2 separate regions of the Homo sapiens genome follow, and region 1 is linked to region 2. Evidence: read pairs that join two places in POLR2A ChIA-PET (ENCODE). Cell type or tissue: CD4-positive, alpha-beta T cell. All regions are shown on one strand. Each heading gives the region's core, and the rest is flanking DNA. Links, peaks and the distances in the headings are about the cores only.

The links. ChIA-PET counts read pairs that join two places held together with the same protein. Peaks named below come from ENCODE experiments on the same cell type or tissue, not always from the same donor. Only the 100,000 strongest peaks of a DNase experiment are listed, where the experiment ranks them.
Region 1: POLR2A ChIA-PET joins it to region 2 with 5 read pairs; 17 of 35 experiments call an interaction of 5 or more read pairs at or near these places.

What each region holds. Positions count from the first base shown.
Region 1 is chr9:98,262,408-98,265,327 of GRCh38, reverse strand. No RefSeq gene overlaps it. Among named protein-coding and RNA genes, the nearest start is that of TBC1D2, 8.2 kb to the right of the region's middle. RefSeq lists an enhancer at 1,274-1,323. In CD4-positive, alpha-beta T cell, for the core only: CTCF peaks have their summits at 1,177 and 1,378 (motif pointing right); a DNase peak (open chromatin) is centred at 1,387.
Region 2 is chr9:98,100,666-98,103,585 of GRCh38, reverse strand. The region is part of intron 2 of TRIM14 (tripartite motif containing 14); the gene reads left to right. Among named protein-coding and RNA genes, the nearest start is that of TRIM14, 17 kb to the left of the region's middle. RefSeq lists enhancers at 1,511-1,630, 1,891-1,940. In CD4-positive, alpha-beta T cell, for the core only: no CTCF peak of the experiment used is centred there; a DNase peak (open chromatin) is centred at 1,495; H3K4me3 peaks cover 1,139 bases; H3K27ac peaks cover 2,289 bases.

The DNA of each region.
Region 1 (2,920 bases), core at 188-2,687, 160 kb before region 2:
CACGGACGCACATGAAAGTTAGTAGCTGACATCTGTTAAATGCTTCTTGTGCTAAACACTTGACACATTTTGTCTCACATAGTCACATAACAACACTATGGGATAGGTGCCATAATTATACAAAGAAACTCAGGCACAGAGAGGTTAACTCTAAGTTAACCTTGAGTGATGGAGTGAGTGATGGAGCCAGAATTCAAATCCAGGTGACCTGACCCAGAAACATTAGAAAATATACGAAAATACTGCCAAGATTTGATATCTAATATCCCATGGAACTTTCTTTTCTCTACCCATTAAATGACTTTGCTACATTTCTTGCCAAGCATACCAAGAACATAAAACACAGAAGTCTAGTTTTTCTTTTCTCTTGGTTATAAATTTATAAAAATCAAACTAAAAATAGCCCCCATGTTGTTTCATTCTTAAAATATACAATAACTTTAAAAGAAAGTTTCTCTGGAACTGAAGTTCCTTCTGCAGAATCTGTTTCACATTCAGAATTTCAGATGGAATATAAAATAGGAGAATGTTCAATGTCTGCAGTGTCGGGTATTTTGCTCAAGTTTCTGTACCTAAAATGCTGTGCTTGGCATGCGGAACTGAATTTCCATTATGTTCAGTGAAGCAAGATTTGACTGATGGAGAGGTCATTATTACAATGATCCTGCCAGGTAGCTTGGGGAGACCATTTTGGCCTCTGAGATCATGTTATATTATCAGGTATTCATGCAAAACCAAACCTTCTTTCTATTTCCTCTAGTTTCCAATAATCACTGTCTGAATCAATATTTATAGAAAAACTATCAGTGAGAAATCTCATTTGCAAATGACTTATAGTTTTAAGTGAACCTAATTTCTTTAAAACATATGTATTTGAAAATCCTGTGTCAAATAAACATAAATAATGCTAATAATTAATGATATTATTCAAAAAATAGATATGTGAGGAAGTATATATTTTCCTAAAAAGAAAGCTTAAAATTTTTAACACATTTTTAATAAAACTGTATAACCACATTCCTGTAAGTTATTCCTTCATTACTAAAAGAACTAAAATTATCCCATTGTAAGAGAAGAAAACATTTTGACATGGAAGACAACTCGAAATAGTTTGAAGTATAATGCTTTATTAGTGCATGTAATAAACTTATACTGAACACAAATACATGATTTTGCTGATAGAAAATCAGTTTCTCATGCCTTCACTAAATGAATGGGTTAGACAAACATTTAAAATATACTGAATTTAAGGGTGTCAAATTAGTAACCTGACTGTTTTGGGTAGACAGGGAGTAGTGCTTTGTGCCTTTTTTAAGCCCTTGACAAGAGTTTGAGAACACCAAGTACTGTGTCCCGGAGGGCAGGTCCCACAAAGGCCGCAAGATGTCGCTTTCTGACAGCCTGTTGCTTGCAGCTAATCCTACCACAGCAGAAGGCAAAGAGGGTGAGGAGGGGTGTTGACCATATTTTGATGTAATAACCAGAAGTGCATCTGTTAGGATATACAACAATTGATGCACCTAGATCAACAGAGATTCCCTTATAATATCCCTAAACTTAAAACGTAGATCTTTTTTCTTCTTCATTTTCTTTTTTCCCTGGAGCAACCCTGAGTATGTTGGTGTTGGTGCAGATGTGGGATACCGAACTAAAATTTTTCCATCATTACGTTCAGTCTTCACAGACATCTGGCAGGATGCCCTGAGGAGTATTATAATCCCTATTTTACAGATGAGAAAGCCAAGGCCCCTAAAAATTGCAATTGGCAAATGAAAATTCCAGTGGCCACGTTTCTTGACACCCAACACCCCAGCTGAGGTTTATGCACTCTGGCCCTCTCCCCAGTCCTCATAGGGAGGTGGTTGGGGGCAGGCTTTGACTATTTTGCTTTTTGGAAATTGATTTAAAATATTTTATACTAAATTGTCTGATATGAACCCATATTTATTTATGTGTATAGAGCAAGGCTTCAGATAAATTTCGTGGGTGCTCTAAGCCACTTTGGGCTATGTCTGGAATGAGTTTCCTAAGGAAGCTCACTCCATTGTTTAGGGTGTGTATTAGTTTGCTAGGGTTGCCATAACAAGGAACAGATTGGGTGGCTCAAACAACAGAAATGTATTCTCTCACACTTTGGGAGGCTAGAAGTCCAAGATCAAGATGTCAGCAGAGTTGATTTCTTCTGAAGCCCCCCTCCTTGCTTTGTAGATGTGTCTTCACATGGGCTTTCTTCTGTGTGTCTGTGTCCTAATCTCTTCTTATAAGGACTCTAATCATAAATAAATAATTTATGGACAGAATCTTGCTCTGTCGCCCAGGCTGGAGTGCAGTGGCATGATCTTGGCTCACGGTAGCCTCCGCCTCCCGGGTTCAGGCAATTCTCCTGCTTCAGCCACCCAAGTAGCTGGGATTACAGGAGTGTGCCACCCAGCTAATTTTTGTGTTTTTAGTTGAGATGCGGTTTCACCATATTGGCCAGGCTGGTCTCAAACTCCTAAACTCAAGTGATCCGCCCACCTCCGCCTCTTAAAGTACTGGGATTACAGGCGTGAGCCACCATGCCCGGCCTCAGGCTTTAACAAATGAATTTAGAGGGACACGATTCCCCCTGTAACAGGGTGGAAACATTGAGAAGCCTGCATTATCCCTTCCAACTTTTTCCTGTGAGAATGATAGAGTTCTAGTCTGTGTCCTTATATCTACAGCATCAGAGAGTTTAACATGTGTCTTTCTTTCTCTAAGAAAGCTTCCCAGTTAATCTGCTATTTGTGTGTGACTTCTTGCTTGCATTTTATGGAAGTGGAGCTGGGAGAAATGATTTCTGATCCCCATTCTTGAGGTAAGGAATTATATTCAACTTTAAAACAACTTAAATACAGGAACAGATGTATACTTATAAGTACATTTTTTTCCTTAAAAA
Region 2 (2,920 bases), core at 263-2,762:
ATTACAGGCGTGAGCCACCGTGCCCAGCTTTAGTGTTTTTTTAATTGTATAAATAATACATGAACAAATTGTCATTTTTTAAAATTTAAACAATGGTATAGTATGGAACTACATAAGGTACAAAGTGAGAGCCTCTCTTTTCCCTTACCCCCAATCCCATGCCTCTTGCCAAATATGACCACTACTAACAAACATTTTAATTGCACTTGCAAATATATAGATGTATACATATGTCCATATACAGGTTTTGTTTTATTATGTTTTACATAAATTTGGATTATCTTGCTTATATTATTCTGCAGCTTGTTCTTTTTCACCTGTTTTTTTTTTTTCTGGAGAACTTTCCCTGCCAGGACATATAGGTCTACTGCATTGTTTTTTGTTGTTGTTGTTTGTTTTTGGAGATGGAGTCTCGTTCTGTTGCCCAGGCTGGAGTGCAGTGGCATGATCTCGGCTCACTGCAACCTCCGCCTCCTGGGTTCAAGCAATTCTTTGCCCCAGCCTCCTGAGTAGCTGGGATTACAGGCGCCCGCCACACGCCCGGCTAATTTTTTTGTATTTTTAGTAGAGACAGGGTTTCACCATCTTGGCCAGGCTGGTCTTGAACTCCTGACCTCATGATCTGCCCGCCTCAGCCTCCCAAAGTGCTGGGATTGCAGGCGTGAGCCACCGCGCCCAGCCTACTGCATTGTTTTTGTTGTTATATTTTCTTCTTCTTTTTTTTTATGGTGATAAAATATACATAACATAAAATTTGCCATTTTAACCATTTTAAAGTATTCAATTCAGTGGTATGAATTATATTCACAATGTTGTATAGCCATCACCTGTGTCTACTTCCAAAACTTTTTCATTATCCCAAACAGAAACTCTGAAACCATCAAGCAATTACTCCCCATTTCCCCTCTCCCAGCCCTTGGTAACGTCGACTCTACTTTCTGTCTCTATAAATTTGCCTGGTCTAGATGTTTCACATAAGCGGAATGATAAATTATTTGTCCTTTTTTGTCTGGCTTAATTCACTGGGGATGATGTCTTCGAGGTTCATCCATGTTTAGCATGCATCAGCACACTGCATTCTTTGTAATCGCTATAAATTATTTCATTGTACGAATGTAGGACAATTTATATAATGAACCGATATACATATCCCATATTGAAAATTGTGCCAAATATGTCATGGTTAACAACTGTCTGAGGCTGGTGCACAGGGGAATAAAATAATTTACCAAAACAGCATTGAGTTTAGAAAGGCAGATTTATTTAGAGAAAAGGGGGAGATACATTGAAAGGGAGCAATGGGTGAGACAGCAGAAAGAAGACTGTCTGCAAAGAGGCAGGAGCTGGAGGTGGAGTTTTCTAAGGTTGTGCTGCTTGAGCTGAATGCTTGCAGACAGGATGCCTGGGTGCAGGTGGACTGTGAGTTGAGTGCTTGTAACAGGATGCTTGAGTGCTAGTGAGCTGTTTGTGGTTGACCCTATTTCTCAGAACGTTCGCTCCCCACTGCTGTTGTTTCTGTTTCTGCTAGTGACGCCCATTTTTCAATGTTTTTTTCTTTTCTTTTTTTTTTTTTTTTTTGAGTCAAAGTCTTGCATTGTCGCCCAGGCTGGGGTGCAGCGGCCTGATCTCAGCTCACTGCAAGCTCCACCTCCCGGGCTCAAGTGATTCTCAAGCCTCAGCCTCCCAAGTAGCTGGGATTACAGACACCTACCACTACACTTGCCCAATTCTATTCTCTATGTGTAGAAGCTATATACTGAGAATCTTGGTACACAAATCTTCATGCACATGTGAAAGCATTTTCTAGGATATAAGTAAAGTAAGAGGAATTGCTGCATGAAAGAATAAATGTATTTAAAACTTTGAGGCCAGGTGCAGTGGCTCATGCCTGTAATCCAGCACTTTGGGGGACCAAGGCAGGCAGATCACCTGAGGTCAGGAGTTCAAGACCCAGCCTGGCCAACAGTGACTCCCTGTCTCTGCTAAAAATACAAAAATTAGCCAGGCATGGTGATGGCCACCTGCAGTCCCAGCTACACGGCTGAGGCAGGAGAATCGCTTGTACCCGGGAAGCGGAGGTTGCAGTGAGCCGAGATCTTGCCATTGCACTCCAGCCTAGGCGACAAGAGCAAAACTTCGTCTGAAAAAAAAAAAAAAATTGATAGCTATTGTCGTATTGTCCTCTAAAAGCGAAGTACCAATAGACCCTACCACCCACAGTTTATATAAATGCCCTACTTCACATACCCTTACAGACTGTATTTCAGTCTCTTAAAAGTCTTCCAATCTAATGATCAAAAACTATTTTCTGGGCTGGGCATGGTGTCTCATGCCTGTAATCTCAGCATTTTGGGAGGCTGAGGCAGGTGGATCACCTGAGGTCAGAAGTTCAAGACCAGCCTGACCAACATGGTGAAACTCCGTCTCTACTAAAAATACAAAATTACCTATGTGTGGTGGTGCGTGCTTGTAATCCCAGCTACTCAGGAGGCTGAGGCAGGAGAATCGCTTGAACCTGGGAGGCAGTGGTTGCTGTGAGCCAAGATCGCACCACTGCACTCAGCCTGGACAAGAGTGAAACTCCTTCTCAAAAAATAAAAATAAATAAATAAATAAATAAAAATTGTTTTGTATTTCATCTAATTGATTTATTCTTTGGGCTTTATGTACAGTGTTTTAGTTTAACTGGACCTTCTCTTTTGTTTGTTTTCCTTAACCTTTCATTGTGGAAAATCTCATATTATTTTAATTATTTTTACTTTTATATTTTTAGTACAAAAAATACAAAAATTTGTTCTAAAATGCCACTGTTACACCACACATACACATACATACATTTCCATATATAATTTGAGTTCTTTTAAAAGCTCTTTATTTTGTACTTTTGACCTCTTATCTATGCTTGAGCCACATGGTTTTA